Regions from separate parts of the Mus musculus genome. Here all the other regions are linked to region 1. Evidence: chromatin loops called from intact Hi-C (ENCODE). Cell type or tissue: left cerebral cortex. All regions are shown on one strand.

Evidence for each region. Peaks named below come from ENCODE experiments on the same cell type or tissue, not always from the same donor. Only the 100,000 strongest peaks of a DNase experiment are listed, where the experiment ranks them.
Region 2: a loop joins it to region 1, with 12 times the contacts of the local background. A loop is called at or near these places in 2 of 42 quality-filtered maps.
Region 3: it touches region 1 in a loop (12-fold over the local background); 2 of 42 quality-filtered maps call a loop at or near these places.

Annotation. Positions count from the first base shown.
Region 1 is chr8:45,554,698-45,562,697 of GRCm38, reverse strand. All of the region lies in intron 1 of Sorbs2 (sorbin and SH3 domain containing 2), which reads right to left. Among named protein-coding and RNA genes, the nearest start is that of Gm16351, 46 kb to the left of the region's middle. In left cerebral cortex, no CTCF peak of the experiment used is centred here; DNase peaks (open chromatin) are centred at 3,289, 4,012 and 4,587; H3K27ac peaks cover 2,149 bases.
Region 2 is chr8:45,695,702-45,703,701 of GRCm38, reverse strand. The region is part of intron 2 of Sorbs2 (sorbin and SH3 domain containing 2); the gene reads right to left. Among named protein-coding and RNA genes, the nearest start is that of Gm30635, 21 kb to the right of the region's middle. In left cerebral cortex, no CTCF peak of the experiment used is centred here; DNase peaks (open chromatin) are centred at 3,400 and 4,525; H3K27ac peaks cover 1,993 bases.
Region 3 is chr8:45,710,703-45,718,702 of GRCm38, reverse strand. The region is part of intron 2 of Sorbs2 (sorbin and SH3 domain containing 2); the gene reads right to left. Among named protein-coding and RNA genes, the nearest start is that of Gm30635, 36 kb to the right of the region's middle. In left cerebral cortex, no CTCF peak of the experiment used is centred here; DNase peaks (open chromatin) are centred at 3,064 and 4,204; H3K27ac peaks cover 379 bases.

The DNA.
Region 1 (8,000 bases):
TGATTCCATTAGCAAGTAGCACCCTCCATGGTTTCTGCTGTACCAGATTTGCTGAGTAGTTTCAAGGTTGGAGGAAGTGTTGTATAGATTAGCAAGCAGGCCTGCCTTAAGTTCCTGCTTTGACCTCTGTTGAAGATGGACTGTAAGCTGAAATAACCCCTCCCCACTAAGCTGGTTTTGGTCACAATGTTGGTTGAAGCTTTGGAATGAAACTAGGATGTCTGCCGCTTGTCCTGAAGCTGATACTGAGGTTAAACTGTAGCCTGTGACTTTTCCCTTCTCCAGCCTGTGTCTTCACAGCATCTGGGCTGTTTTCCTGTACTCTGAGGTGAAGGATTTGTCCATTTCCTTCCAAGGTTACGCTTCCTGACTTAGCTCTTAACTCTAATCTCCTCTGGCTAATTTCTCACAGCAAATATCTGTAGCTCATCGATCGTCACCTTCTTCTGCACTTAAAAACATAATGAGGTCCAATGATGTTAAGAAAAAAGAATAACATCCAGCGAACCCCTTCTCATTCTATGAATCCCTCTCCCAACTCACGACCAATCTCAGTGCCAGTAGAGCATTTCTACGATGGTGTCTGCCTATACCATCTACTCATCCAAATTCGCCAGGAAGTGACCTCACCACCACAAAGTGCACACGCTGTTTCCCTACGCATCACCTTGTCTGACCATCTGTACCATGTGACCCACTGTGGGCCTAATATCCTGGCTCTCACTGGTCTCTTAGACTTAGAAACCGTTGTCACCTCGACCCATGCTTTACCTTTCAGTGTGTCCCAGGCTCTAACCAGGGTTCTCGACGTTCATCTTTGCCTTTTCTTCCTCCTCCCACCATAGTCTCTCCCATCCCCCATTTTGTCAGATTTTATACGGCTTTCTTGGCTCACATGTCACCAGTCCAGATGTCAGTTATCTCCCGAGACTGTCCCTCTCAAACTCGTGTTTTGACTAATAGGTTCCTCAGCAGGTGTGCTTTAAAAGTTATCCCAGTTCTGTCCTGTAGTTCCCTTTAGGTTCACTGCTTCCTGTCCATCATGAGGTTAAGCTCCTCCTCTTCCAGCTCCGCCCTGCCAAGATGATGGACCTGGGCGCAGGCGCAGAACTGATGGGGCTGAGGACACTCGACTGAACCTGCAGAAGTCATGGGTCAAAACCAGTCTTCCATTGGGTTGGTCTCTCGGGTGTTTGAGTCATGGCTATGCAACAGTAACAAGCGCACAAGTAAATGTACTCAATCTCCTGCTTTCTGCCATTCCAATCAAGCTACACTGTGCGCACGTGCGTGTGTGTGTGTGTGTGTGTGTGTGTGTGTGTGTGTGTGTGTGTTCTGTTTAGGTACAACCTCCTAATGCTATACACTTTCTGCAGAATTCTTTTCAGTTTACCTCAACCTGCATGGAAAACTTCTTTGCAATACAAAGGTTGCTAACACTGTTAATGCTTATGGAGCGTCACTGTGGTCCAGCGCCCGGGAACTTCACATCTACAGACTGTTTCCTTTGCTTCTCAGAATAACTGAGCATGACAGGATACGTTAAGGTTCAGGTGCTGTAACTGAGGATCCTATGGTGTAACCAGGACCGACTCTGTGGCTTCAGGAAGCCACGTAAGCCTTCCTCCACATACGTCTTTGTCAAGCACCCCTTTACTTCCCGAGAACATGCTTCCCTCCCACGCCCACCCCTCGCCCCGAGTTTTCTCATTTCTGCTATGGAGGACATGCACTTCCTTGGAGGCTTGCCACAGGAAATACTCTGGCAGGAAATCTTTCATTTTCCTCTAACAGATGTAATCCGTAACTCCCTCCACCCCACCCCACCCCACCCCCGACCCTCAATACCTCTCACATAGGTACTTATCAGCCACGGTATGCACACATCTTCCCTCAAAGCCTGCTTGCATGCCCTGAATATGAGTGTCCTCTTTTTCTTTATAACTCAGTATTTCTCTTACTGGCCTGTTGCATTTCAATGCTTTTGCTTTTTTCCCCTTTGCTGAACAGGGGTAGGGGTGGGAGGGGGGGACCACTGTAAGACCAGGAACAAAGACAGCCTGCTAAGCACAGCTTGATACAGGTAGTTGAATGCTGAATAGATGAACAGAATAAAAACAAATCTTGATAACCGCCCAGACCTTTTTATTACACATGAAGGAGTTAAGACAAGCTGTCACCAAGAGGGCTTCCAGGTCTAAAACACCAGAATCTAGAGTCTGTACTTGGTAGCGTGACTGAATCAATAAGCAAGAATTGGGGATTTAATGAATTTGCCAAAAAAAAAAAAAATTCCACGAGGAAACACTTCTATGTTATATTTTTATATAATTGTAGATGACGTTTCTTTCTTTGCTTCATTCGCTTTCACCTACTCCATAGTTTACATATTTTACTGTATGGGCTCTACCCCTTTTTATTTAAATTTTGCCATACAATATATTTGTTCATATTTTCCTCTCCCCCACCTCCTTGCAGATTGTTCCCACCTCTCTACCCAGCTAACATTAGGTCATCTATCTATCTATCTATCTATCTATCTATCTATCTATCTATCATCTGTCTGTTTGTCTACCTCACCCAACTTTATGTTATCTGCCTCTTGCAAAAAAATGCATAAAACATTTTATTCTTATTTTTGGATCAGCAACCCTAATGAAGCAGCATACACTGGAACATTCGGTTGCTAAAAGAAATGAATTGTGACTACAGAAGAATCAGGATTGAAAGGAAATGGAGAGCCACAGGAAACCTTGACTTTATCTGTCAAGTAGGACTGTGCCATCCATCCTTAACAGGCAAAGCTGAGCCATGATCGCAAATGTCTATTCGAACAGCTCTGTAACATTTCTTTTTAACTAAAGCCTTCATGTAATTAAGAAAGATTTTGATTGTATACTGATATTAATAGCAATGTCATTTATCACTGATGAAAAATGGAAGCAACCCAGTGTCCACTGAGAGATGAGTCAGCTATTCTGGTGGCAATATGCATATACATAAATATGTAAATGCACTAATACTATAAATATTCATAACTATGCATATTCATGGGTGGATATTCAGCCTTCCAAAGGGGAATCCGTTGTGACATGTGCTACTGACATGGTTGAATCTTGAGCAACTTAAGCCAGTCACACAAGAACAAATATTGCATCATTCCAGGTATACCCGGTACTCGGAGTAGTCAAATGCTAGAGACAGAAGAGTTGGAAGGTAGGAGCAAAGACATGCAATATTTAGTGGAACTAGAATGTGAGTTTGGGAACATAAAGGGCGCTGGAGACAGATGGTGCTGAGTCACTAGTGTGAATGTCTCATACCAGTGGAAGTATGGTTACCATGGTTAATTTTTATATAGTTTATAGTTCCCCACGATCTAAAAGGAGAAAGAGCGAGGATGTGAAAGGACAATTACAGCATCCAAAAGCAAGAATGAGGGAAATTCCTAACACATTCTTTCTGGCCCAGATATCTTGACAAGTTGATATTTTGAGCTAATAACACATATCAGTTCCTGGCCTTGTGACCAATATTAAGCGTGGAGCTGCCAAGAAGTGACAACATGACCATCTTGGGTTTTCAAAGGATGTTGGATGTGGAGGGACAGGAACAAAAGGATCAGGATTCACAGATTAGAAGGAACCGAGGTTTCTGTGCATCATGAGGAAAGGGGATGCAGAGGAAAACAGCTGGACCTAGGATGTGGCTTCCTAGGGCTGCCCTGTCCTCAGATGATAGAGGCTGATGCCAAGAACAGCTTGCTTGAATCTGGATGGACAGGTTGGAAAACACCAGAGGCAGCAACCACTTCCACATGGAGGATGAAGTGCTAGAGGCTGAGGTTGATGATGGCACAGATCCACCAACAGGGCTGATGTTCAGGAGTCTTCAGTGTTCTCACTGATACTAAGAGATTGGATCCACTTGGTACCACTTGGTACCATCTTCATAGATGTCAAGTCAGGGCTTGGCTGAATCATGGAAGTGTTCCTATTTTTAAACGGCTAAAAAAGCACGGGGACATATTAAAGTAGAAAATACAAGACAGATCGGAGCAAAAGGACCAATGCAGAAGAAAATGTTGGCACGAGGTGTTGGAGAAGTGGGAGCAATCCTTGCCAACTGCTTCAGGCTGCTCGTGTATTTGCATAACATTTAAATTGAAGCCTAACTAATTTTCCAACAAAGCACTTGGCTCCAAATGTAAAATTTATGATGAATTAGTCTTTTAAAAATTAAAAGATGGTTTTCTTGTCTATGCATAATCTGTATATGTCTGTTCTTTTTTAATTATTATTATTATTATTATTTTAATTTCATGAATGGCTTTAACCTTGGGCATTTCTGTCTATACTCATTAAAGCACATATTGTGCTGGAGACTTGACCAAGAGCATCGCAAGTGTGCAGATGTCTTACCATGCAAGGCACCAATTTCCCCCTTTAATTATTTCCCTGTCAGAATCAATCTCTCTCTAGGGTCTGCTTTTGATGCTCAGCCAATCAGTCTCATTGTGCTGACACAGTCCAGCTGATGCCAAACAGGACTGCTGCTGAGGTCCCCATTAAGGGAACAAAACACACAGTCATCCCAGAAATGGCACCCTGCTGCCACAGCATGCATCACCAGGACTCGAAAATCACCAACTGCCAGGGAATGAAGGGGGCCTGGAGACTACCTCCTGCCAGTCTAGCATCTGCCTGAAGAAGAGACAAGAGGACAGTGATCATTTGGTGAGCTAGGAAGAGACCCGAGATCTATATACGCCTCCTAATTCCCATAACTCCCTTCAGCTCTCTCCATATCCTCTCATCACACCCCTCCCAACTACTACTCTTTTTTTTTTTTAATAACTCACTATGTCTAATTAGTGCTGTTCATACTTTCATGGATGTGGGACCATCCACTGAACCATGGGATACCCGCTAATGATCACACCCTCAAAGAAGAATGGTTCTCCGTCTGCCATTAGCTATAAACTGCTAATAGCTCCTTAGTGAGTGGTAGGGTCTAGAGAACACCTCTGACTAACAACATCTGCTTTCCTTGCTGTAAAGTGATATCTTCATTGTAGACTTGATAGAATGTGACTTAGTTGTGGGCTCTCAAAAATCGAAGATCCAGAAAAGAAGAGCGAATGTGGGCGATAGGTTATCTTTTTCCCCCCATTATTATTTTTTCCATACTTGTAGATTTTTTACATAGTTTCTTTACTTATATTTCAAATGTTATTCCCTTTCCTAGTTTCCCCTCCGAAAATCTCCTATCCCCTCTCCCCCTCCCCCTGCTCCCCAACCCACCCACTCCTGCTTCCTGGCCCTGGCATTCCCCTATAGTGGGGCATAGAACCTTCACAGGACCTAGAGGGCCTCTTCTCCCATTGATGACCGACTAGGCCATTCTCTGCTACATATGCAGCTAGAACCATGAGTCCCATCATGTGTTTTCTTTGGTTGGTGGTTTAGTCCAAGGGAGCTCTGGGGGGTACTGGTTAGTTCATATTGATGTTCCTCTTATGGGGCTACAAACCCCTTTCTCTAGCTCCTTCATTGGGGACCCTGTGGTTCATCCAATGGATGACTGTGAGCATCCACCTCTGTATTTGTCAGGCACTGGCAGAGCCTCTCAGACACTATTGCGGATGTCAACAAGAGCTAGCTGACAGGAGCCTGATAAGGCAATAGGGTTATCTATAGACCAAATTCCTCTGTCTTAAAACTAGCTCTTGTGAGTGACAGGTCCAATGCGGCAAAGGCAACTAACCAAGGTCCAAGTTCAGAAGTTGTCTTGGATGCACAGTGTCTTCTGAACTCATTGCTTGTGTCTGAGCAATTCCCTTCCATATGAACTCTGCTCCATTGAAGTATCCCAAGAGAACACATGGTCAGGCACAGCTGCACACAGTCTCAGCCCGTGCAGCGATTTCAGACTTTCAGTGGGAAGAGTAAATCAGTGGCCATGGCATGACATCTATATTCCAAGTTGCACTGATCTTGGGGTCAGGATAACATCCTTTGTTCAAGCTGGGAGCCCCAATACTCTCGTCCTAGGTCCTTGTCACTTGCCTGCTTTGTGATCAGATCTTAACGTTCACATTCCCAGACCATACGAGGACCATGACTGGCACAGATAAGACAGCATAGAATGAAAGCCACCTCAACAATCTTTCCTAATAGCAAAATATCTGTGGTGTGTGTGTGTGTGTGTGTGTGTGTGTGTGTGTGTGTGCGTGTATGTGTGAGTGTATGTGTGTGTGAGTGTGTGTGTGTGTGTGTGCGTGTATGTGTGTGTGTGTGTGTGTGTGCGTGTATGTGTGTGTGAGTGTATGTGTGTGTGAGTGTGTGTGTGTGTGTGTGTGCGTGTATGTGTGAGTGTATGTGTGTGTGAGTGTGTGTGTGTGTGTGTGCGTGTATGTGTGTGTGTGTGTGTGTGTGTGTGTGTTTCATGCATTTGATTAGGTTTGTCTGAATGAGCGTAGGTGGGCAAGGCTGTTGGAATGGGAGCAATGTACCAGTGGCTATACCACTGAAGAATATGACTCTGCCTCCACTGCAAAGCTAAATGTTCTACGGCTCCTGTAGCAAGGGTGGGGCTTTATGGTCCCTTCTCCATCCCTGACGGGATGTCTATGGACCCCATCTGTGCAGGGTTTGTGCAGGTAACCACTGCTGTTATGAATCACAGGTCCACTATCATTTTTGAGACAAGTTCTCTCACTGAATATAGAACTCTCTATTCAGCAAGCCCCCCCCTGGGGACCTGAGTAACAGCCATTGTGGTGGGGTAGATAAGTTTGGGTCCCTTAGATTTATGTATTTGAATGCTTGGCCCACAGAGAGTGGCACTATTAGGAGATGTGGCCTTAATGGAGGAGGTGTGGCCTTGTTGAAAGTTTGTCACCATGGAGACAGGGCTTTGAGTTCTCCTATGCTCAAGTTCTACCCAACGTAGCACAGTCTCCTCCTGCTGCCCCAGCTCATTCTCCAGCACCACGTCTGCCTGGACTCTGCCACCTCGGAAACTGTAAGCCAATCCCAACTAAATGTCTCCTTTTGTGAGAGCCACTTTGGTCAAGGTGTCTCTTCACAGCAATAAAACCGTAACTAAGAGAGCAGTTGCATACAATGTAACATTGGCTTTTTTTTTTTTTTTTTGGAAACGTAATTAGTAGGCAAATTATAAGGTTTTGTTTTATTTTCACAAAAATATAGCTAGCTTTTAAATGTGTATCTTTGAATCTTCTAGGCCAAAGTCATCTTGTTCTTTTAAAAATACTACTATTGAAAACATTTGGTCACAAACTCATATCACAAAACTCCACTTGGATTAAAATTAAGCAAGAAAACTCATCAGGAAGGCTCAGCTAAAGGGAATTAATGTATTATCATACTTTACTATATATGAAATACTACATATTTTATAATATGTAACTGTTCCTTTATGAAGATGGATCATTGGCCCTAAGAGAGAGAGAGAGAGGGAGAGAGAGAGAGAGAGAGAGAGAGAGAGATTGAGATTTTCTAAAATCTTTGTGTAGGCACAGTGATATCATGTAGCACAAATGGGTAAGTGATAGGATCCTATGGTGGTTGTTTTAATGGAATATGTTAGGAGGAGAAAACAGATTCCAATTTTTTCGTACAAAATGGGGGTTATTTTATGCATTTGGTGGTTCTTCATTAGATACTGTCTCCCAAATTTAGACAAATTGGTGGCCGTGTGCACATTCAGCAGATTTGAGAATTAATAGGCTTACTACATTAGAAGTGTGAGCAGTGTCAAGTGTAGCTGTGGTTGGCAGACATTGATGTTGGTTGTATTAAAGCCCTCACACAGAGCGTGGATTGTGTCTTGAAGTTGCATTCAAAGCTGGAATGGGCGGTCGTGTGCACTGACCTCTGTGGGCTGGAAATACAGATCAGAGGAGAGGAAAGGAAATGCCAGGAAAGGTTGTTTTCCTTTCATCAAGGACACCAACATCAAAAGCTAACTTCACA
Region 2 (8,000 bases), 140 kb before region 1:
AAGTAGCTTCAGCAAAATATGTTCTCATCCTTTCTGAAAAATGGGTAGAATATCAAGGAAAGACCACCTTTTATGCTGATGTCCTCTTGTTTATATAGCCATGACGGCTAGCCAAATCAATGCAGGGTCAACAGACTTTGGTAATGTCTCCTCATATGGTAAAAATACATAGAAGTAAACATTAGAAAAATTTAGCAAATCTGCTGGTGTTTTTGGTACTTCTGTGTAGGGCATTTATAGTGAGCGAAGTTTACTTGGATAGGTCAGTGCTTTTTTATTTTTAAATTAATGGAATCTTAGCAGGTTTGTTGTCAAATCCCCAAACTAGACCTTTTATCAGATCATTGGGGTGCATGATGAATAAAGAAATGTTTGAAGAGATTAAGTCCAACAAGTTCTTTCAACAAGACTGTCTTCATTAGGAAGCAAATTGCTCACTGAGGTAATTAAATCATGACGATACAACAAACATGGTTTCCCAAAATGCCCCCTGGCTTGCTTATTTTATGATAAAAAAATATGTTTATCCTACATTTTAATGTAAAGCAAGATGAATAGCTGGTTCAGAAGAAGTAACTAAATCCAAGAAAACACACCTTGATCACCATTGTGAACTACTGGCTAATGTTTGTCTGAGAATATGCTCAGGGTAGACTTGGTACTTTTCCTAATGACTAAGTCTAGGGAATATGATTGACTTAGAGATTAACTTGTCTTTGTGCTGTGGCCTTATGCTTACAATTTACATGCATAACATAATTATTTGGCCTTTAGTACATTCAGATGAAATAACTTCTGAAGAGATTACTGGGCTGTTCAATAAAAAAAAAATCTGTCTTTCATCTATGCAGGTAGAACGAGGGGGGCATCAAGGTTCTGTCTTCGGTTACAAAGATCCAAGGTCTTATAGATGCTTACGATGGCTGTGATTCCCACTGGTTGGGGGTCTACATTTGTTGAGGGAAACTGGCCTCAGTTTCCCTTGGTTTCTACCTTTGTCTTTACCTCTCACTCAGATAGGAGCTTAGCTTGTCAAAAGAAAACCAAGCTAATAAACAACCTGCCTCCCCGGGCAAAGAGTTTGTGGATGGGAATGTCTTGAGAATATTTTGCTAGGTCAGCATACACCATTGTGCTTGACACCAGAAATCTGAGCGGATCTGTATGTGCACGGAGAAACATTCCTTACAGCCTCAACCACGGACACGCAAGGGTTGGGAAGATTAGTGTTTGGTCAAAGAGCCACGCCCTGGCTAAATCTGGTTGACCAAATGTCTCCTTTATTCACCAAATCCTTACAAACTGAAGCACAGTATAACACAAGTTATTCCAACCAGAGAGCCTTCCCTAATCCTAAACTCACTCATGGTGACTCTAAGCTCAGGAAAAAAAGTAAATTAAGATGACGGCATTCCCCAGGCTCTTACGAGACCTCCCCGGTGTCTTAAACAGTCAATCAAGCAGTTCATTAAGTCACACTGCTTTGATGCTTTGGCAAAAGAAAGACCAGAAACAAATCCCAGCAGTATGTCTATCTGGCCTGGGATGAAGTCGGTCTGATGACCAGGTCCCTTGCCAGCATTGACCAGTGACCTCACCAGTGCGTTCTCGGGGAAGACGTCACCCAAGACACAGAGTCAGGCTTCCCACGTTTCCTACCTCCGATGTAAAATCAGACCAATAAGACAGAATACTTAACTTGCTTCTGGTTGCTGTGAGGGTTAGATGACAGGTGTAGAGCATTTACCACAGATAATAGAGTGTGGGTAGACACCATGACTGAAAGCTGGACTCCTAACACTCAAGGATGGGAGAAGATTGTATTAAGTTTGAGACCATTCTGAGCTGAAGAACCAACTAGTAAAAGACAAACAAACAAAAACATGCCTCAAACCAAACAAATACCCTTAAAATAAGGGGCTGGGAATAGCCTGGTCTGAAAAGCACCTGATGTGAAAGCATGAAGAACTGAGGTGAGGTCCCCAGCAAGTAGGAACACCAGGAGTGATGGTAGATGCTATCATCCCAGTGCCAGGGAGGTGGAGACGGCAGGTAAAGCTCTGTGCCTTATATACTGGTCAGTCAGTCTAACCTAACTGGTGAGCTCCAGGCCAACGACAAATACTGTCTCAAAGGAGGTGAACAGTATTTGTGGGAATGGCACTCTGGCTTAATCTCTGGCCTTCACGTGCACACATGAGTGTGTGTGGAGAGAGAGAGAGAGAGAGAGAGAGAGAGAGAGAGAGAGAGAGAGAGAGAGAGAGAGCTATAGAAACTTTCTTATTTTCCTTTCTTCTATTTTCTTATCTGGTAAAGTGTGTCTTCCCAGTATTGAGCAAATAAAACTTTGTTCAGGGAACATATACTTTAAAACTGTTACGTTGGAGAGATGACTCAGAAGTTAAAAGCATTGGCTGCTCTTCTGGGGGTCTTGAGTTCAATTCCCAGCAACCACATGGTGGCTCAAAACTATCTATGATGGGATCTGATGTCCTCTTCCGTCATGCAGGAATACATGCAGATAGAACACTCACATACATAAAATAAATAAATCAATCTTGTTATTTTATAGTATAGAACAGAGTTTATTCAGGGCATGGGGAGGGGAGTTAAGAGAGTAGTAGAGGCAGAGAAAGGCAGAGAGAAGGAGAGAGTAGGGAAGTGGAGGCCGGCCATGACCATGTGGAGGGGGTGGGGAGGGGATGGGGAAAGAGGGGGATCAAGTGGCATGAGGCAAGAGAGAGGCGAGAGTGTAAGAGAATAAATAAATCTTTAAGTATATAGAGTTGACAAAGAAAGAGAACCTGGGACGAGTGTTATATGTTTGTAATCATAGTTATTTGGTATACCAAGGCAGAAGAATTTCAAGTTCAAAGTCTGGTCAGGCTGAAGAGTGAGCTCAAGGCCAGCCTGGGCAAATTATGGAGGCCCTGTCTTGAACTAAAAAAAAAGGTGGGGGAAAAGTCTGAGGACTTTGTTTGCTGGTAGTGAGCTCACTTAGCATGAGCCAGACCCAAAGTTTGAGCTCCAGTGTGGTGATACAGGGTTGGGTAGGTGTAGCCTTCTCTTTGACTTTCTATTCATTTCTCCCTAAGAAAAGCTCTCCTCACGCACAGCACTCCTTCGTGTGGTCTATCACGGTATTTCCATCTGAGATTTTTCCCCACATTCCATTTCCTCAATAAGTAAAGAGAAGGGTGTCTCTCGTCTGCCCTGAGTTGGTTTAGGCCAGCCCTCTCCAACCTGACAAATGATGGTCACAGTTCTGCCGCTTTGGGAGCCAGGGTCTCAGAGCCCAGTTCTTGTCTCTGGTCTGTGAGCACAGGGAGTGGGCAGATCTTCAGTTTCCTGGGAGAGGGCTTTAGGACTTTCTCACTTGCCTTGCCTTAGTCTGATGAGCCATTCACACTCCAGATGGTTCTGTTCAGTTTTAGACCGATCACAATCTACTGTGGTGGTGGTGATGTTGGTGGTGGTGGTGGGGATGGTCGGGCGCAGGGCTTTCATGTACAGTAGGACTTACATAATTTCTTTTTTGGGGGGAACTCAGAGAAATATAACATACTCAATGTTAAGAATTTCAATGTTTAACATTAGAAAATATCTAGCTTTCAGTATTTTACCCTGAGGGGTGTTACAATTTATATATTTAATTTCCTCTGTAGCTAATGGAATTTTGTTATCAAAGAATACTTTCATGCTACGGAGAAATAGTAAAAACATTGGGTTGGAAGTCTAATATACAAGCTAATATTGAGAATATAATTTGAATTTTTAAAACATCAACATTAATTTTATCAAAAGAAAAAGTATCCCCAAATACACATTTGTCACCCAGATGGTGAGCTGCAATTTTTCAAGTACTTATTTCCTTCACATTCAGTTTATATTAAAGAAGAGCTCTTTTTTTTTTTGGTGTCATTCACTAGATAGAGCCCTGAATTGGCAGTGGAGACTTCTCTGTGAGGATGCGGACCCACCACTGTCACTTAAAAGTCATAAGTCATCTTCCTTTTATCTGTTTGTAAATATCACTCAAATGGACACTTCATGGTTTGGCCTTTACATGTTTCCCAAGGGCATATCAGATAAAAAGTTGGTCAGCATCCTATGGTACTACTGAGAAATGGAAGAAGAGGTTGAAGAGATGAGCCAAGTAGGAGGAAGTGAGGTCACGGGGGTGGGGTGGGATGGGGTGGCCTGAGACAGGACACTGGGACACAAAGCTCCCCCCACTTGTTTTACCCTGCTTCTAGGTCTCTGTGATGTAAACAGACTTCCTCCACTGCATGTTTCAATACCCTGATGTTCAGCTGCAGCTGAGCATTTGACAGGGCAAGTGGCCACAGACTAAAACAGATCCTTGTAAGTTGATTAGATCAGATATTTTGTCATAAAGATGGCAATCTGACTAACAACGATGCCATCAGGGTGTCAGAGAAAACGTATTAAGTCATATGCTTCAGTAGCACTTGCTATTTTGTAAAATAAGAGCAGCATTTGCATGCAGAAAGTTGTTAGAGAATACCAGTAACTCAGTTATTTCTGTCACTAACAAGACAACCTTCAGAAAGTGACTAAAATGTCATTCTAGTCCCTCTGAGTCTAAAATGTCAGAGAACCCTTGTGTGACTGCTCCAGCCGTTGGCATAGGATCCTGGTTGCAGCAGTTGCTATACACTGGGTATCTCAGAACTAGAAAATTGAAAAAGCTCAACTTTACCCTACCTTAGAGATAATGGGATTGCATAGATCTGGGCTTTACTTACACACATCACTGCTTGTGCAGCTGGGCAGCAAGTCCTAGCCTTCTTGTCTCTGAGTAAACAGGAAGGATGGAGATGGGACCAGCGAGAGGAAGTTAGGTCATTGGAGCTGTGCCTTTGGAGGGGATGGCGGGATGTTAACTATCATGGATCTGGGAAGAGATTCCTTCCTGTCCCAGCTCAAAATTCTACCCAATCTTATTCTTCCTGACACAATGATACGGTAATGTAAAGACAATCAGTGGATATATTTATACTGAACATTCCTATGGAGACCACTAAATTGGTCAATATTCTTCTATTATGACAAAGGCAACTCACGGTCCTATCTGTTTTGTAGGGATTTCTTGTGGCCAAGTGACCACACACTGAGAAGGGCTTAGAGTTTGGAAAACTCAAATGGTTAATTTAAAAATCCTCCTTTCAATGATGTTCAGGGTTTGCTTGAGTGCACAGTGTCATCCTGGTAATTCCAGTAGAGACTCTCGGCCTGCACACTGGAAATAGAGGAAGAATTGGAACTCAGAACAGACTATTCCTCCAAGTGGAAAACATGTCAGATGGTTAATGCCGATGAGGAATGTCAATGGGCTCTAAAAGCAGCATAAGGCAAAACAACCACCTCACTAATCACTTCCTATCCTATCGACTTAGCAAAATATTTATAAAATACATTTTCAGTGTCATGCCTAATTAAGCCTCTTGGTATTCATTTTTCAGTGAGATGCTCTTTGTCATTATACTAAAAACTGTTACAATAATCAAAGACTAGGAAGTACTGTCAGTCTGTCACCTACCAATATCTGTAAGCCCATCTATCTATCCATCTACCCATCTCTCTCTCTCTCTCTCTCTCTCTCTCTCTCTCTCTCTCTCTCTCTCTCTCTCTCTCCCCTCTCTCTTTCTCTCTTTCTGTGTCTACCATCAATTTATCATCTATTTACCTGTCTGTCTCTGCATCTGCCCATCCACCCACTCAACCACCCATCCATATTTTTTGCTTCAGGAAAACTAGCACACAGACTAGTATTGGTTATAATAATGGCAAACAAATCCCACAATCTTATACCTGTGCCCCATGGGTGATCTTCCTTTAAAAGCATGCACATGTAAAAACAATGACTTACAATGGAGGAAGTAAATTTTTTCCTATACAAAATAAACCATCAGCAAAGATGGAAAAATTCAGTGGAGATCAACGACCTTCTAAATTGTTTTCATGACAGCAAAAAATTCCAGGGCATTTCCTTGCTCTCCAAAGTCAAGGCAATCAAAGAACATGTTAGGATGTAGGAAACTCCATCCTGTTAGAGGATTATCTCAGATAGAGTGTGTGAATAGGAATGGCATTGAAGTATGACAGAAATAATTAAAAACAAAGGGACCAATTACAAGGAGATTCATAGCACCTAGGAAAATGTCTTAGGGAGATGTTTGTATGTTCTTTAGGAGTTCAAGTATTGTCTGAGAACCAAAGTGCCTGGGTGATACTGAGGGACTATTAGTCTACTCCTCTCCTGTATTCTAGTTCTGCTTACAAATAACTTGGAACAGATGCCCACGTTTTTCCCTAGCTCCTACAGAGTGGATTCGCTGTCTGGGCGTGGAGGAAAGTGAATGTTGAGACTGAGAAGCTTTGAACTTGCAGGAGATATTTTGAAGCTGTTGTCTGCTTGGTGAGACTCCATGTCTAATAGTCACTATGGTTGGATGAGTTGTGTCTTCCCAGAAAGTATGCTGAAATCAGCATTCATAGCACTCAGTATCCATGAAGGTGGCCTTGGTTAGAAGTAGCATCCTTATAGATACAAAGTTAACTGAGTAGGGCACCTAAATGCAATGACTATTATCAAGGGGGAATGAGGGCAAGAAAGACTTTGAGGTTGATGTGGAGACAGTTATGAAGACTTGTGTGATCACAGAGGCAGAGACTATGATCTTGTCACCACAGTCATGGGACGCCAAGAATTGCTAGAAGTCACTAGAGCCTTAGTAGAAGCAAAGAAGGAATTTTCCCTAAAACAGTCTCAGAGGCAACCTAGCCCTCTTAACTCCTTAATTTTAGTGTTCTAGACTTGGGAATTGGGAGATAACAGAGTTACCAAATTATTGTCCTTTGTTTCAATGGCCTTAGAAAGCTAATATCTGGCTGAAGTATAGACTCGGAGTCTTTTGTCAATTAGCAACTCAAGGACTCAACTCTGATTTAACCCAAGGGGATATGAAAATTAAGGAACTCAACACTGGGTGTGTGTATATGAAGGTGAATTTGTGAAATATTATTCAGTGGTGTATTATATAAGCAATTTCAGAAGAAGAGAGAGAGGAAGCCATGTAGCTAGCAAGCAAGCAAGATGATCCTAGTAGCAAGAAGCATGGGGTAGTGACACCCCAAAGAAATGAGGTCTCTGCCCATTTTCAATTCTGGATCCCAGTGGAGGCCAAGATTGAAAAACCATGAAATTGTATTAGAAGCTCTTTGGAGGCCTTCAAAGTGTTAACTCTAAGTGTCTATATGGTAAAAAAAAAAAAAAAAAAAAAAAAGTGTATTCTACCTACTGAGAAGTTATAGGTAGGCAGGCACTGTCATTAACAAGCAGAGAGTATCATGGAATGGTTGCACGAACAAGTAACGAGAACAAAGATGTTTTAACATTGAAAATAACCCACAGAGTTTTATAACATCACCACTGAAATATGTCTCAGTAAACTCTGAATATTAAAATGTTATATAATACAATATACATAGTGAATACTGATGCATATTCTCCAAATTTCCAACAATTTAAAAGTAGTACATCAGATCATTAATGATATGAAGAAAACATTTTTGGAATTATGAACCAAATTCAATTAAATTAAAAACCTCATGACTCTTCTTTCGTGAGGGAGTCCTCTTAGAGGTGAAAGGTGATGCGGTCACTAACAAGGGAGAAGTTTGTGACATGATCTTGATGTCTGAATCCCACCTGAGTGTGGGGACCAGTGCAGCTTAGGCCTGGCTAACATCAGGCATATCTCAGAAGTCACCTAAATCTGTACAGGCGGTTTCTTCTTTACCTTATATATATTCACAATTACTCACTAGATGTTCAAAGTGTTTGAGTCTTTCCTTAATATGGAGTCTTGTTAGACCAGCTACTGTGTGAGTAAGCTCTTTAGCTAAAGAAGTTATGTTTTAAAGTTAAAAAAAATCAAAAAGGGCTAGAGAGGAGAATGCTTGGCTTTGGGTTA
Region 3 (8,000 bases), 160 kb before region 1:
TAAAAGAATTTACTTAATCATAGTTAGTTTTAGAAATAGTTGGTTCTATAATTTGCCTAAACTGAGAGAGTTGATGTTAAGACTAACATCATTAGTATTTATTCTCTTACAATACTATAAGGTAGGATTATTCAAACAGAAAAGGAAGATCTTGAGGAAACTTTATCTCAGCATTAAATTTGTCTCCTGCAATCTGCAGCGTTTCCCTCCACAAACTACTCCTGAATTCTAAGGAAAGCATAACAAATTGGGGAAGGGCTTACAATAAGGCCCTGCCAAGCAAGGGGCAAAGGCGGCATCACCATTATGGGTAATGGTGTCTGATTGGATTAGAGGCATGTTCAATAGGAGGAAATTTAATTCCTGGTATGGTTATCCTTATTGATACCCCTTGGCTAAAGTCATAGGCCCTTGGGCTATTGATAATTTGCTAAATGGTCATGCTGTCAAATTGCTTCCCAGATATTCATGTTTGTATGTATAGACCTAGGCTGCTTTTAACCTTGGTCTGGGAATTTATTTTTTTCTTGAGCAGCAGTCACTGGAAAGATATGTAGCAAATCAAAGAGCTACAGATAGGAGACTGAGTGTTCAGCCCTAAACAATAATATCTATATTAATTCTGTTACCACCAAGCCTTAGGGAATATCATAGATAACAGGAAGATTGTAAGAACCAGAGAACAGTGAGGAGTTCTGTGATGTACAATCTTTACATATTACAGTCATAGACTCACAGAAGCTATAGTTGTTTGTGCAAGACCTGCACAGAATCAAGCTATTCAAGCCTTACCCTCTATCGAGGAGCTATTGTCAGTAACTGTGGGGGAATCGCCTATTGGTTTATTTTTATGCGATTATTTTGCCTACTTGTATGTATTGTATCATGTGCTAGTCTGGTATTATCAGAGGTCAGATGAGGAAAGCAGATCCCCTGGAACTGCAGTTATAGATGGCTGTGATCTACCATCTGGATGCTGGGAATTGAACCTGGGTCCTCTGCAAGAATAAGGACTTTTAGCCAAAGAGGCGTCTCTAAAGCGCTGGAGAAACATTCTCTATGGTGTATATGGCAAATGGTAGACTTTACATACTCCAGGGAATGGCTCCACACCCATACATGAGTAGTACCAACTTGACTTAGTCTTGATTTAGTAGGTTATATATTTTTTAAAAAAGACATGAAGTTGTAAGGGTATTGGGGCACTCAAAAGGGAAAATGAGGGGTAGATATAATTATGTGTTATCATATACATATATAAATATCTCAAAAATGAAACATCTTAAAATAATAAAATTGTTTTATCTTAAAGAAATACATCAACTATAGCCTACAGGAATTGAGGACAAAGAAAAATGTTATTGACAGTTTAAAATCAGGATAAACACTAATAAAATTGACTGCTTCTATAGACTCTAACTTATCAGAATAACAAGGTACTCCATTACACTTTAGAAATACCTTGAGAGGGGAACAAAATACTCCCAAGAGGAAAAATAGAGACAAAGTGTAGAGCAGAGACTGAAGGAAAGGCCATCCAGAGACTGCCCCACCTGGGGATCCATCCCATATACAGTGACCAAACCTGGACGCTATTGCGGGTGCCAGGAAGTGCTTGCTCACGAGAGGCTCTGCCAGATCCTGACAAATACAGAAGTGGATGCTTGCAGCCAACCATTGGACAAGCACGGGGTCCCCAATGGAGTAGTTGGAGAAGGGACTGAAGAAGGTGAGGGGGTTTGCAACCCTGTGGGGGAGCAACAGTGTCAACTGGCCAGATCCCCTAGAGCTCCTGGGAAATGGACCACCAGCCAAAGAGTACACATGGAGGGACCCACGGCTCCTGATGCATATGTGGCAGAGGATGGCCCTGTCAGACATCAGTGGGAGGAGGGGCCCTTGGTCCTGTTGGGGTTTGATGCCCCAGTATAGGGGAATGCCAGGGTGGGGAGGCAAGAGTGGGTGGGTGGGTGGGGGAGGATCCTCATAGAAGCAGGGGGAGAGGGGATGGAATAGGGGATTTCCAGAGGGGAGACCTGGAGAGGGGATAACATTTGAAGTGTATATGTGCTGCCGAAGCGAGCACATACATTTGAAGTGTAAATAAAGAAAATATCCAATAAGTGAGGGAAAAAAAGAAATACCTTAGAAAACAAACTTTAAGACTATTTTATGTAGTACATAAAAAAAATTATCTCATCATTTGAAATATAATTGACTGAAAACATAGCCTGAGCTTAAATCCTTTAGGAGCATGCGGAATGATGGTTTCATTCACATTTCCCTTAAGTATAAACACCTTAAAGACAGTGTCAGTGAAGAATAAAAAAAATACTCAGTGCCCAGTGGGTAAGTAATAATATACATTAATTGCTCCATGAATTTCAGTGGAGCGTGTCACAGCATACATTTCAATGAAGGCATTTCTTTAGCTTCCAATGAGAAGTGCATAGCAAGACCCTCACCAGAAGAAGTCTTGCTGCTTGAGAAATAAATAGAAATGGGTGCATGTTCTGTGTTGTGGAGAGACAGCGGGCACAGGAAGAGAATTTCAGAGCAAATGCTCATGAGCCAGACTGGAGTTGTTTTAAGGACCGGCAGCATCCCAGCAACCTTTGGTTTCCAAACAGTAACTGGAGTAGGGGACCATGCTGCCCCCCATTGATCCAGGTTATAAGCAGTAGCATTGAACCGGGAGCCCAGTCAGCTTTGTCAAAGCCCTTTCTGCCATATGCAGATGGGTAATTGTAAAAAGTCCCTCGCTTGCTTTGTCTGAGTCAGAGAGAGTTTCCTCACCTAGAAATAGGGCTGGCAGTGCAGCCCACCTCTTAGGGTTGTGGGAATAATTCATGGATCAAAATGCACAGAGCTCTTAGAAGTGGGGCTGACCCACAGTTGCCAACATGGAACCTCCTCTGCTAGCAAGAAGTGAACATCCCCTAGCCTTCAAGGGTGTGAATCCTGGATAAATTATTTCAAATATGGAATCCTCCTTCGCCTTGGTCATCATTCAAATGAATTCCCCAGTCAGGGTTTTTCTGCATAAACGATTTTAAACGGAGTTGGATTAAGTCATGGATTGGAGAGACAGAAGGAAGTATTCTCAAGCCATATTTGTTTCTTTGCCTCACAGATGGCCGAATGAAGTCTGTGTTGATCGCACCTTCTTTTGGCTCATTAAGGCTCTGAGTGCTGCGGCTTCCTGGGAGTGAGTGGGAGCTCGTTTGATTGACTGATCTCAGTACAGCAGACTTCACGGGCAGAGACGATGCCCACTGGGGGAACACGTCAGGAAAGGCCAGGTTGCAGTGACGCAGACCACCCTTGTGTGACAGATGTCTCTTTACATGAAGAAGGTGGAAGAGGCTTTAGCAAAGACAGCAGCAGAATGGCAAAATTATTACTAGCGACTTCTAATTGTAATTAGATTTTCAACAACAGAAAAAAAAAAAAACCAAACAGGGTGCAGCTCTTGACTTTCTTTCACGTGAAATTTCCCATGTGTGACATTTTGTGTGTGTGTGTGTGTGCTTTTGGGCTCAGTGGTATCATTCAAAAACCATGCTCATGTGCCTGTAGGCGATTAAAAGACCCTAATGAGCAAGTGTGGGGTCTGTTGGCTTTGAACTTACACGTTGCATGCTCTTACCCTCAGACCCATAAATTATTCCCTGGGAGTAATCTTTAGTGAGTTGCTAGGCGATGGCCAGTTCATGTTTTCCTTTGATTATAGGGCATAACTGCTCCATTGTCAACATGCCAAAAGGAAAAAAAACCCACTTACTTCCAGTAAGATATTAAGACACAGACTGTTTTGAACAAAAGGAGGAGATGCAGAGAGCCAAGAATGTGTCTGGTGTCAGAGCAAGGCTGTTTTGTTCTCCAATTGTGGTCCTGCATTCAACATATATTATTAGTTTTATGAAATTATCCAGTTGTTTACTAATTTCTTAACATAACAGCATTACACATAGGTATGAGAAGATGGGTACCTCACCACAGAAAATAAGTGCTTATAGATATGTGTAGCTTTAGGTCAATGGAGAGGATGTGACACAAACTAAGAAATACAAGCAGGTCAAGTGAGTTAAACTAGGAATAGAGAGGAAACATGAAAGGGAAAAGACCAGAGCTCAGTCTACTGCTTGCTGTGTGTACACTTACGAGAGACGTCATCTGGCTTTGCTCGTAGTCAGGACAGTACAGTGAATGAGGTGGCAGTTGCTTCCTAGCTGGCAGACATAGAGAGAGCCACTATATGTTGTTCTTCATCGGTTTCCACAGTCATAAGCAGGTGAGGATCAGAGGGAAGATAGGATGAGATGATGTACTCAACAGAAAGATCCCTGGCATAAAACCAAATAATACCCCCAGAGCTCGTGTCTCTAGCTGCATATGTATCATAAGATGGCCTAGTCGGCCATCACTGGGAAGAGAGGCCCCTTGGTCTTGCAAACTTTATATGCCCCAGTACAGGGGAATGCCAGGGCCAAGAAGTGGGAGTGGGTAGGTAGGGAAGCAGGGCAGAGGGGAGGGGTATAGTGAACTTTTGGGATAACATTTGAAATTTGAAATGTATATAAAGAAAATATCTAATAATAATAATAAAAAAAGAGTAGGCCAATTAAAAAAAAAAAAGACAGAAGCTGCTGTTTTCCCTGAACGCAATGCCATAGTAACCAAGTATGAGGATTGATCATACATAATTTCAAATGATGGCTTCATGTATTAATATAATTAGCATTATATTAACCAATATAGGAAAAGTTTGAGAAATCCAAGGGAAAACTGAGAACTGTTTGCTACATCATTAGTTCTTTTTCATTGCTGATTACTACTTTATTTAATAATTATAAATTTGTCATATATATGTATATATAACATGTTATATATATAGGTATATATGTATATATATACACATACACACACACACACACATACAATGTCACTAAATTTGGGCAGTTTTGAGTGTGTGTTCAAGGCTCTGTTTACTGCATCTAGGATTACTATGCTATTCTGAGAGTCAAGACCAGAAAGTGTTTTTTTCCATGAGCTTGACGTCCAGAGTGTGGTACTTAATTAGGTGGGTGCCTTCAGGTCACTCTCTACCTGTCCTGTGTGCACTTTTCTTCTTCATTTGCACAATGAAAGTCAAACATGTGCAAGAGTTCCGACACACTCCCTTTTTTTATAATATCATAAGGCCCGTCGTGAGCTCTCATCCCCTCTCAGTTTGGCTCAAAACTGACTGACAATGTGTAAACCTGCTACAAACCGAAGGCCTCTGGATGACAGACTTGGCCCTGCCAATGAGCCCAACTCTCTGCAGATGGACTGCTAGATTCTATGAAGCAGCAAGCTTGCCCGGAGACACTTAAGAAGAATCTGGTTTTCAGAAACTCACCTTGCCTATTGTCTGTCGGATCAAGACAATGGAGTAATGCATTAGGTAATATGCAGTAATGTTAACATCACAAACCAGTGGGCAGGCTGGAGTGTTATCTAGTCCATGGAAGCAGCAGGTAGGAGCTGCAGTTCTGAATTAAGTCAAGAATAAGCCAGGAAGAATGGAATAGCAGTCTTGCCTGTTTTACCGAGAGTCTCAAATCAGCGTGTAGTGTACACTACAATGAATTATTCAATGTCACCAGGCTAGGGCATTCTATACTAAGCCGATTTGAACAATTTTCCCCTTTCTCTGCAGCATTTGGTTATCAGTTTCATGACATCTAGAGTAACAGTTATACGGATCAATTTCTGCAACTCCATCCCTCAACCTACTTTTTTTTGTCGTAAATAAACCAAACCAAGGCAGAGGGCTAGAGCCCCATGCTCCAAGAATGTTTGTCTTGATATCTTGGTGACAAGCTGAATTTGGCTATGACTAGCTTAGCAGAAGGTGTTAGGTTTAGCTGTAAATGAGTAGCGCTTGACAAGGTGAGACATCTTCCTTCAATTGTTGAAACGGCCCAATGACGTTCCTAATTGACGTTTGGAAACAAAGCCCCAGTAGTACTGCACATAAAGTCTCTTATCAATTATAGTTAGGTTATGCAGCAGGGGAGGTAACATCCTCAGATTCCTAAACCTTCCCTTCTTACCTCTTATTTATAGGGATCTTAGCTAGACTCACGACTTTACCAGGCTCCGGTTACAGTTCTCAGGTTCTGTTGACCACATTTTAGCCAGTGGGCCTGAGAGGACGTCATGCGGGCCTTTTTCAAGAGACTACACTCTTTAAAGGAAAGGTCCTGCTTGCCTATTTTTTTGTCCTTTTCGTCTGGGTAGAATGTCAAATGTAGACTTTGTTTGGGTCTTAAGTGGGACCCAAAAGGACCAAAAGAGAAAGGGAGGGATTTTTGTTGTTGTTGTTTTGTTTTTGTTTTTGTTTTTTTTTTTTTTAAAAAAAGGCAGAGCTAAAACCATGAAGGAGGGCCTGCCAACTGTCCAGCTGCCTGCTTGCTCTGGGTCAGACATAACCACCCCCTTCCCGGAAACGGAGCCACTGTGGTGACCTGAGTGAAAGGCCCATGAGATTAGGCCTCTTCCACCACAGAGGTAGAGTGGCTTAGTAGGCTCCGAAGACTTCACGAATCACCAAAAGTCTTCCTGGGGTTCCCCTCTTCTCTGAGATTATATAAGAGATCAATTTTGTCTAGGATGAGACTTTTGGTGCTTCAGTTCCTTAAAAGTCACCCACGTTCCTGAAATTACCCCCAGTAACCTCACCAGCAACCCAGAAAGACTTCACTAGGACCCTTTTTTTTTTTGGTCTATCCTTGCCCTTTTTGTATGGAGTGACTAGGTGTTTACATCACCTAGGAAAAGTCACACAAGGCTGGTACACTAGCCCTATACTACCGGCATCTTTATTCACATGGTGGGCAACAAAGCTTTCTCTCGCTAACGCCTCTGTGGCTTTTAATGTCGAAAAGTAACTGAGCTTTTAGCCACAAGAAATGTATGAGCACAGGTGGAGGCTAGAAAACTCGAGCACTCTTATTAAATTTATATTTATGCCTCATTATAAGGAAACCGTCCCCAGTTTTATACCGAATTTCATTTTCCTTTAAAGCAGTGGTTTTTCTGACTTTCCTAATGCTGTGACCCTTTGATATAGTTCGTTCATTTTTAACAAAATCTCAAACATTTGATTTTATCAAGAGAAGCTTGGGAGGCAGATGCTGGGGTGAGGCAGAGAAAGCACCCAGCTGACCTTCCTCCTCAGCTGATATCCCCAAAGGAAGTTCTCCACCATGCTCAGAAATCCCTAACCTCCAGGTCCCTCCTTTCTACTTCCTGTGTGTCTCTTTACCTATCCTCCCCACTCCCTCTTGCTCTCTGTCTTCTTTTCCTATGTTCACTTCCTGTCAACTGGTTGCTGGCTCCGACTCTTGGCCTATGGTTGACTTTATTTAATCCTCCTGTTTACAGTAAACAGAAAGCTCTTGGATTAAAGGTGTGTACTAGGGCTGAGCCAACCACAACTAGAAACGGGTTCTTCAGGTAAATAACACAATCTTGGGGTTCACAGCTTGTTCAAATATCCTGCAACTCACTTCCTCATGTTGTAGAATTTTATGTTCACTGCTATTTTATACCTGTAATTTTGCTACTGTTATGAATTGTAATGTAGGGGCTGGAGAGATGGCTCAGTGGTTAAGAGTACTGCTGACTGCTCTTCCTGAGGTCCTGAGTTCAATTCCCAGCAACCACATGGTGGCTCACAACCAGCTGTAATGGGATCCAATGTCCTCTTCTGGTGTGTCTGAGGACAGCTACAGTGTACTCATATACATGAATTGTAATGTAAATATCTGATACGCAGGATATCTGGTACAGGATCCCTATGGGAGTTGCAACCCACATATTGAGAATCACTGATTTAAACTGCCATAGACTGACTTAGACATACTTCTGACCAGATGGTCAGTTAACAGAAGGTGCAGATGTAATTACTGTCTCTGATGTGGTCCCAGGTCATACTACACTCTCTTCCT